Linked DNA regions of Mus musculus: region 2 is linked to region 1. The links are chromatin contacts, found by POLR2A ChIA-PET in ENCODE. All regions are on one chromosome and are shown on one strand. Each heading gives the region's core, a stretch centred on a gene start or an enhancer-like site at or near the end of the contact. The rest is flanking DNA. Distances are from core to core; before and after follow the strand shown.

Region 1 (3,666 bases), core at 304-2,803:
TGTTATATCCCATTAAGTGGCAGCCTGTATCACCGGGTGGGTTCCTAAAGTTTCACACTCGCCCTGCTCCATAGAATGTGCTCAGTAACTTACTAAATGAATCTATACCTCCAAAAATTGATGCTTCAGCACTTCCCTATATCAATCCCATTATGTCATTCAACCTTCATAACAGACCTATAAGGAAGGAAGATTCTCCCTTGACCGACAAGGAAATAGGCTCAAAAGAGTAAGTGACCTAAGCTTTTCAGCTTTTGTGCGGCAGACGACCACAGCTGTCTCCGGGGGTACAAGACAAAATAATTACAGACCACTGAATGGGAAGAGGGGTGCCATCTCAGCACCTAACAGGCTCACCGCTCCGGAAGTCACCCGGAACTCTCAACTACTCCGGGGATGGAGTAGCCCTGCCCGGTGCTCCGGGAGGGAAATAGAAAGGAGAGGAGGCCGGTTTGGGGCACAGTGCCAGGCGGCAGAAGACAGCTGGTGAGGTGAGCCCCCTGACTTCTCCATTAGCCCCGCTGATTTCAAGTCCCCGAGTGGGTCCAGCTCTGGAGGAACCCTGTCCAGCTTTGGGGGAGAAGGGGTAAGAGGGTTACGGGCGTCCAGGGAAATCGCAGCTAGGTGATGAATCACCGAGCACATGACCCTGCAGGGGAGGGGAGGGTGCAAAGCTCCGCGGGATGAGGCGGGGGCTTGGGCGGAGGGAGGCCTAGCGCGCAGAGCACCCCTGCGGCCTGGGTTAGGGGAACTAGGAGAAGCCCCTCTCCCACGCCACTTATCCTGATGACCGATCCCCGCAGCCCGGGGCCCGCCTGATCCCCCAAGCGCCGCGGACTCACGGCCTTCAGCTGCTCCAGCCGGTCCTTCATCCTGGCCCAGGTGAGGGCGGCGGGCGCCTTGTCTCAGGTGAGCGCGTCCCAAGTGAGCGGCCTGGAGCGGCGGCGGCTGCCGGCCGGGGCGAGAGAGCTGCTAGAGCGGGCGGAGGCGGGCGGCGGCCGCTCTCGAGGAGGAGCGTCCGAGGCCACCGAGGTCCGCCGCGCCGCCCCCTCCGGCCCCCGCCGGCGCCGCGCTCCAAATCCGGCTACGAGACCGCGCCGGCTCAGGGCTCGCCCGCCCCTGGGCCCGCCCCATACCTGGGCCGCTCCCCGAGCTCCTGCTTAAAGGGCCAGCGCGCTCCAGCGCCGGAAGCATTCCGGGCACACCTTCCCATGCCCCTCGAAAGGCAGAAACAAAAAAAAAAAAAAAAAAAGGCGGGGGTGGTCTGTCTGGCTTCGATTCCGTATTTTCCGCACTGTTCTTATTGTTCGGCCCTCTGCGGACTCCTCAGGTTGAAGACAAGCTGGTTCCTGCTCCCTTTGATGAGGGAAAACGTTCCGATGATGCTCAAGAGATATTCCGCCTTAAAGAAGGGACCTGTTGGGTATAAAATCTGTGCGGTTCGGGCTCAGAGACTTGTTCCCGTAGGGCGTAACTGCAGATGAGATGCCCTGGATCGGGCTGCGGCGAGGAATTTGGGGATTATGATGCTAGTGGTTGTGGGGCCTCTCGAAGTCGTGTAGGCGGTCCAGTCACCTTTTACTAACAATTTGAATAACTTGAGGGAATCTAGGAGAGTCCGTTTCCATAGCTATATAAATCAGAGGCTGCTTAGCAATTTTCTGCTTAGCCTGTACGAGAAAAGAAGCAACTGACTTTTAACTACCGGGCAGAGTTGTAGGATAAAGACGTTTGTTTGATTTGGAAAACTTAAGCCCACCTCTCTCCTCCTTGCTGTCAAGAGCCCTGGGATTTGAAGAATTTTTAGAAAAGTGTGGTTCTTCTCACTGCCCTTCCTCTTCAACGGTGCCCCTATTCCCTTCCCCTCCGTATTTGATTTGGGGATAACAAATGGCGTATCGACCAGAGTAGTGGTCAACAATTGGCGCTAGTGAAGACTTGGTCTCAAGTTCGAGAAGTATCCTCGACTTTGTGTTCAATCTTAAAGGCCATAGATACTTTCTAATTATAACCGGACTTTACCCTCTGCGATGTGCACGCTCCTACTGACTTCCTCCGCTGCCATAAAGGTAGTCAAGTAAGGCAGGGCTTGAGCTGTTAGAGCCAACTATGCGGTAATCAACTCTAATCCTCTATCTGACCTCCGGCTCCTGTCCTGACGCTGGCCCAGCGAGGACTGCGAAAGTTTCCACGCCCCCTGGTGGTCGTAACCCTACAGCTAGGGCTTGAACACCCCCACCCCAGCCCAGCAAACACTTGGAAAACCTTCCGCCACCGAGCTCATTCTCTAGCATCAGCCCTTAGGTTTTCTCCTTTCAGACAGAATCTCCCTGAATTGCCCAGGCAAGCTTTGAACTTGCCATTCTCCTGTTTCAACCTCTCCAGTAAGAGGGGTTACAGTGAAAAACTCTCGAAGTGTGGACGTCTGAAATCTGGACAGAAGTGAGGAAGGAGGATGGATTCATTTTGAAGCAAGAACAAAGGATTCCAGTTAAGACGCGATTGATTTTAGGCTGCAAAAAACGGCCCTGCAGTAAAGAACACTGACTGGAGGACCTGGGTTCAATTCCCAGCATCCACATGGTGACACACAGTTCCAGGGGATGCAACGCCCTCTTCTGGGCTCTGCAGAGGTTACACACATGTGGTATACAGACATAATGCAGGCAAAAACATTCATACAAGTAAAAAAAAAATTTTTTTAAGTCCCAGCAAATTATTTTAAAGGATATAATTGATTTCAACAGGGAAAAAATTGTGACTCTCATGCAAATATAAAATGAATATATTTTAATGTTTTAGCTTATTAGTGAAGCAACCAGTAAGAGGTTAAACTCATTCAGATCCACAGACAAACAGCAGGAAGGCTGGCATGAATAGGTTACTTGATGCAAAACTAGCTCTGGGGATGGGAGAAGAAACCGTGCTTCTCCTGTACACTAAGTCCTTATAATCTCCATGAATAGAAGCACTCTGCTTACTACCGATATCTAATTTACATAGCTGGACAATAGCTGTGATACAATGAAAGTCACAGACTATTATAGAATCAGAAAGGTGCATTAGATAAGGCCACCATAGGATACATAGCATGGAACAGCTTTTTGTTAGTGGTCACTGGTCATTTTAATTTGCTCAGTTTTTCTGTATACTCCCAAGGTAGTACCTTCCATGACTGAATGGTACCAGCTCTGTTAAAAAGTTATTATACAGAACAAGTTTTCTTCCCTATTACTTCTTGCCTTAATCCAGACACTTAAAAAAAAAAAAAAAAACATAAGTCAGAGCTTAAGAGATAGCTCAGTCAGTAAAGTGCTTCCTCCACAAATATGAGGACCGGAGTTCAATTCCCAGAACTTATAATAATAATAATAATAATAATAATGATAATAATAATAATAATCAAACACAGTGGCACATACTGGTAATTCCAGAACTGGGAAAGTAGAAACAGTGGATCCCTGAGATTTACCAGCCAGATCTACCTAGCTGTGAGCGCCAGGCCAGTGAAAGACATTGTCTCAAAAAACAATGAATGGCAGGGGGCGGGGAGGAGGGACAAACCTAAGGTGTTTCTAAAATTGGATGTCTTGAATTCCACCACCCTTAGAATATTCATTCTATTCTTAGAATTGAGGGAATCTACCCAACACATAGCACTAAGTA
Region 2 (3,666 bases), core at 321-2,820, 150 kb after region 1:
GTATGTGCCGACACCTCCCAGCTTAGATTACTTCTTGATATTCATGAGGTAAATAGTTTTTTACAGTATCTAAAAGCAACTCCTAGGACTGGAGAGATGTTAACAGTTCCTGTTCTTCTAGAGAACTTGAGTTCTGTTCCCAGTATTCTTATGGGTTGGCTACCCACCAACTTTAGTTCCAGCTCCAGGGGATTTTATGCCCTCTGCTGGCATCCACAAGTACCTGCACTTAGGTGTACACACACACACACACACACACACACACACAAATCAGAAGAAATGAATAAATAAAAGTTAAACCCTATTCCTACTGCCAGGTCAAAAACTGCTACACTGTAATAGGTGTTAGATTCCCCAAAATGCAGGTTTTGGCTATTTTTGTAATAATAGTTCACAACAGCTCAATGCTGGACTAGTTACTGAAATTTGTGACCTCTAACACAGCTGTAATTAAGCTGATCAAATCTAATCATTCAACACCCAGTTCAAAACAAAACCCTAGCAATAAACAAGAGAATTAATTGTGTTTTTACCACACTAAACCTAACAAGGGCCTTTAGATTTGGAAAAGAGATATAAAGGTAGGTAGTAGGTCTTTGCCAATCTATTCTCCCCGTAAATAAGGTCGGCAACTAGATGGTCAGAATTAATAGAAGTGTATTAGAATCTAGAGTGAAGAGACAGAGGGTAGACCAGGAAAGGGAATGGGGTGAGGATTGGAGGAGTCGTGAGTCCAGGAGGGGGCCGAGGAAGCTCTCTCTGGGTTCTTCCGGAAGCAGGATATGAAAACGGAATCCCTAGGAGACCCAGGAACCATCCATCTCTCTTTATTAAGGCCATCTGCAAGTCTCAATTGAGAAGGAGGGAATTCCACAGCACACCCACATCAAGAGCATTTATAGAGACCCATCACTTCCTTAAAGCTGCAAACGTGCCTGCCCACTTGTGCATCCATGAATTTATTTGCTATCTCGGCCAACTGCAGCTTTCACTGACAATGTCCAGAACCAATCATCTCCAATCATAGCCCTGCCTCTCCACCGACAGGTGAAAGACATAGGTGTCAGCCAATAAAAAATAAGAATGAGTATGTGAAGGCTGGACTCTGCCCCATTTACTTCAATGCATTCAGTAATTGGTAGAAAGGTTTGAGCAGCTGATATCAACCACCAATCCGTAAGGGCGGAAGAGGATGAAGGGCAGCGCGATGGGCGGGGGTGACGTGGCAATGACAGAAGCATAAACTGTAATGACTGACGGAAGTACTAGCCATTCGGAGGCCAAACCGGCCGTGAGCTCTGCATTCTCCCGTCCTCGGACTTCGGAAAGCCACCAATGATTTTGTAGCCCTGCCTGATTGGCTTTCCTGTTAGCCAATCGAAAGCAGGCCTGGAGGACGCGTCGCGCCTTGAGCTTCTCACTGGGCGGAGTAGCATGACAGGCCCGAGAGAAATGCCAATGTCCGCGGGGTCTTCCGCAAGTGACACTTGGCGGCACCAATCGCCGCCCTCCTTCCCGGCAGTCGAGCCCTCCTTCCCGCGGCGGGGCTGGCGGGGCGGGGACGCTGCGCGGCGGCGGCTGAAGCGCTAGCCGTGTTGGGCGCTCCGGGCGGCGGCGGCGGAGCTCGTAGGCGGTTCCGGTCGTGTCTCTCCGGGCGGCGGCGGCTCATGGCGGCGACCGAGCTGAGAGGAGTGGTGGGGCCGGGCCCGGCAGCCATCGCGGCTCCGGGCGGCGGCGGCGCGGGTCCACCCGCGGTGGGAGGCGGCGGCGGACGCGGGGACGCGGGGCCCGGCCCCGGGGTGGCGGCCGCGACGGCGGCGACGGCGGGCGGCCCGGGCCCCGGGGCCGGAGGAGTGGCGGCAGGCGGCCCGGGCTCTGCACCGCCAGCCGCGGGCTCGGGCGGTTCGGGCGCCGGGGGCTCGGGCTCGGCTAGAGAGGGCTGGCTCTTCAAATGGACCAATTACATCAAAGGCTACCAGCGGCGATGGTTCGTGCTGAGCAACGGGCTCCTAAGCTACTACAGGTAACTGCTTCCGGGGCGCCACGCTCACCTGGCCTCCCCCCCTGTGCAGCCCACAGACCCGCGCTGTCACTCTCCGCCGGCTGGCTTCACTGCCAAGGTCGCCCTGGGTCGCTGTCTGTCACCTGCACAGGTTGACAGCTTGCAGAAGTCAGAACCTGCAGATTTGACACACTGCTCTTGTCTCCGCTGTCACCCGCCCCTAGTGCCTCATCTGCCTCCATCCCTGGGTCTTTCCTGTCAGCAATTGTTTGGAGAGCATCTGCTCTGCCATTGTATTTCCGCTACCACGTGGGTGCAATCGCTAATTCTGCAAGTAAGGCACTGTTGTGAAGCTGGAGGGGCACAGACAGCGCGAGCCCGGGCACTGTCCCTCAGGAACTTACAGTGGAAGTTACAACTCCTAACTTTTTGTGCTCTAGTCTCTAAAATTTAATGTTTCTGATACACCCTTGATATACCTGCCCATGTCTACTCAGAATACACATTCCGACATCAGAATACCACACACAGGGAGACTTTGGGATTCTGTCCACCATATGTCTTACCTCTTCAAGCATGCGCGTACTTTCTCGGTCTAGACAGTCCACAATAGAGATGTGTACTCTACCATAGCTTTTACTTTTGCCTGCCCCACCTCTTCCCATGGGAATGACTGTCTTATCCAGCAGTCACCGTGCACCTTTTAGTTTTATTTAAGATTAAGTTTTATTAAAGGAAGAACACATGTTTTTGAAATGATTGTTAAGGTTTCACAGTGCTTATTTTGGTATGGTTAATGTATACTTACTGTGACTCATAGCATGGTCATAACATGTCACACTTCGGGGCTTATATTACTAGACAGAGGTGTTGAGAGGTGATTGGAGGACAGGTTATAAGCTTTCCCAACAGCCTTGCATTGTGGCTGGATGTCTTACATGCAACTGTTCATTTAGTGCGCATAGATCTCCTATCTCCCTGGGAGTTAGGACATGTTCCCATGTTCTTGACAAGAAAGCAGACTCAGCATGCGCAGCTCTCCCAGGGTCTTGGAGAAATCAGGATTTGAAACTACTCTTCATACTTTAAAACCTAAAACCTAGGTTAGTGCTACGTGAACCAGTTAGATACAGAGATAATCACCTAAGACACGGTTTAGGTTTATAGAGTGTGTTACAGTGTGTCTCATGAAGAAAGTACCGAAGTCTACTCTAAGAGGGATTTGCTTAGTATAATAATAACGCCATTTCTGGTTGAAATCTCTTCCCACAGTCCATCCAGTTTGGGAACCCAAGACACTGCTGGGGGCGTGGCTCAGCCTGTATTCCTTTTCAATTTCACCAGTAGTTTCTCTCCTATCAGGAGGCCCATGGGGGACGAATAACCTCCATGAACATCGTTGGCTTGGCTCGTAGAGAATTTTAAAGAAAGCCTGAAGACGAGAGTTATAGGCTGTTGGTGGGAACATTTTTATCGCTCCTCACATAGAAAATGCCTTAGCTCATCCTTGATGCTTAAGCAACGTTAGTTGTTTAGTAGGTGTGACATTTTCATTATTGTGTTCTGAATTAATTTTAATATAACCCTTTCTCCTACTCATCTATAACTCATTTTAGGATTATAACATACATTTAAAGTTTTAGTTTGGCTCAGAGATTTTTTTT

What was found. ChIA-PET counts read pairs that join two places held with the same protein, here RNA polymerase II (POLR2A).
Region 2: POLR2A ChIA-PET joins it to region 1 with 40 read pairs in Patski. The contact joins the promoter of Osbp here to the promoter of Stx3 in region 1. POLR2A ChIA-PET finds 5 or more read pairs at or near these places in 4 of 5 experiments (Patski and embryonic stem cell).

The regions. Positions count from the first base shown.
Region 1 is chr19:11,817,850-11,821,515 of GRCm38, forward strand. It overlaps Stx3 (syntaxin 3), which reads right to left and starts at 1,554. Exons shown (of 11, transcript NM_152220.2): 1 at 843-1,554. The coding sequence starts at 872. Gm41810 (a long non-coding RNA gene) reads left to right here. Exons shown (of 2, transcript XR_003952942.1): 1 at 1-491; 2 at 804-3,666.
Region 2 is chr19:11,964,274-11,967,939 of GRCm38, forward strand. Osbp (oxysterol binding protein) reads left to right here and starts at 1,571. Exons shown (of 14, transcript NM_001033174.1): 1 at 1,571-2,023. The coding sequence starts at 1,668.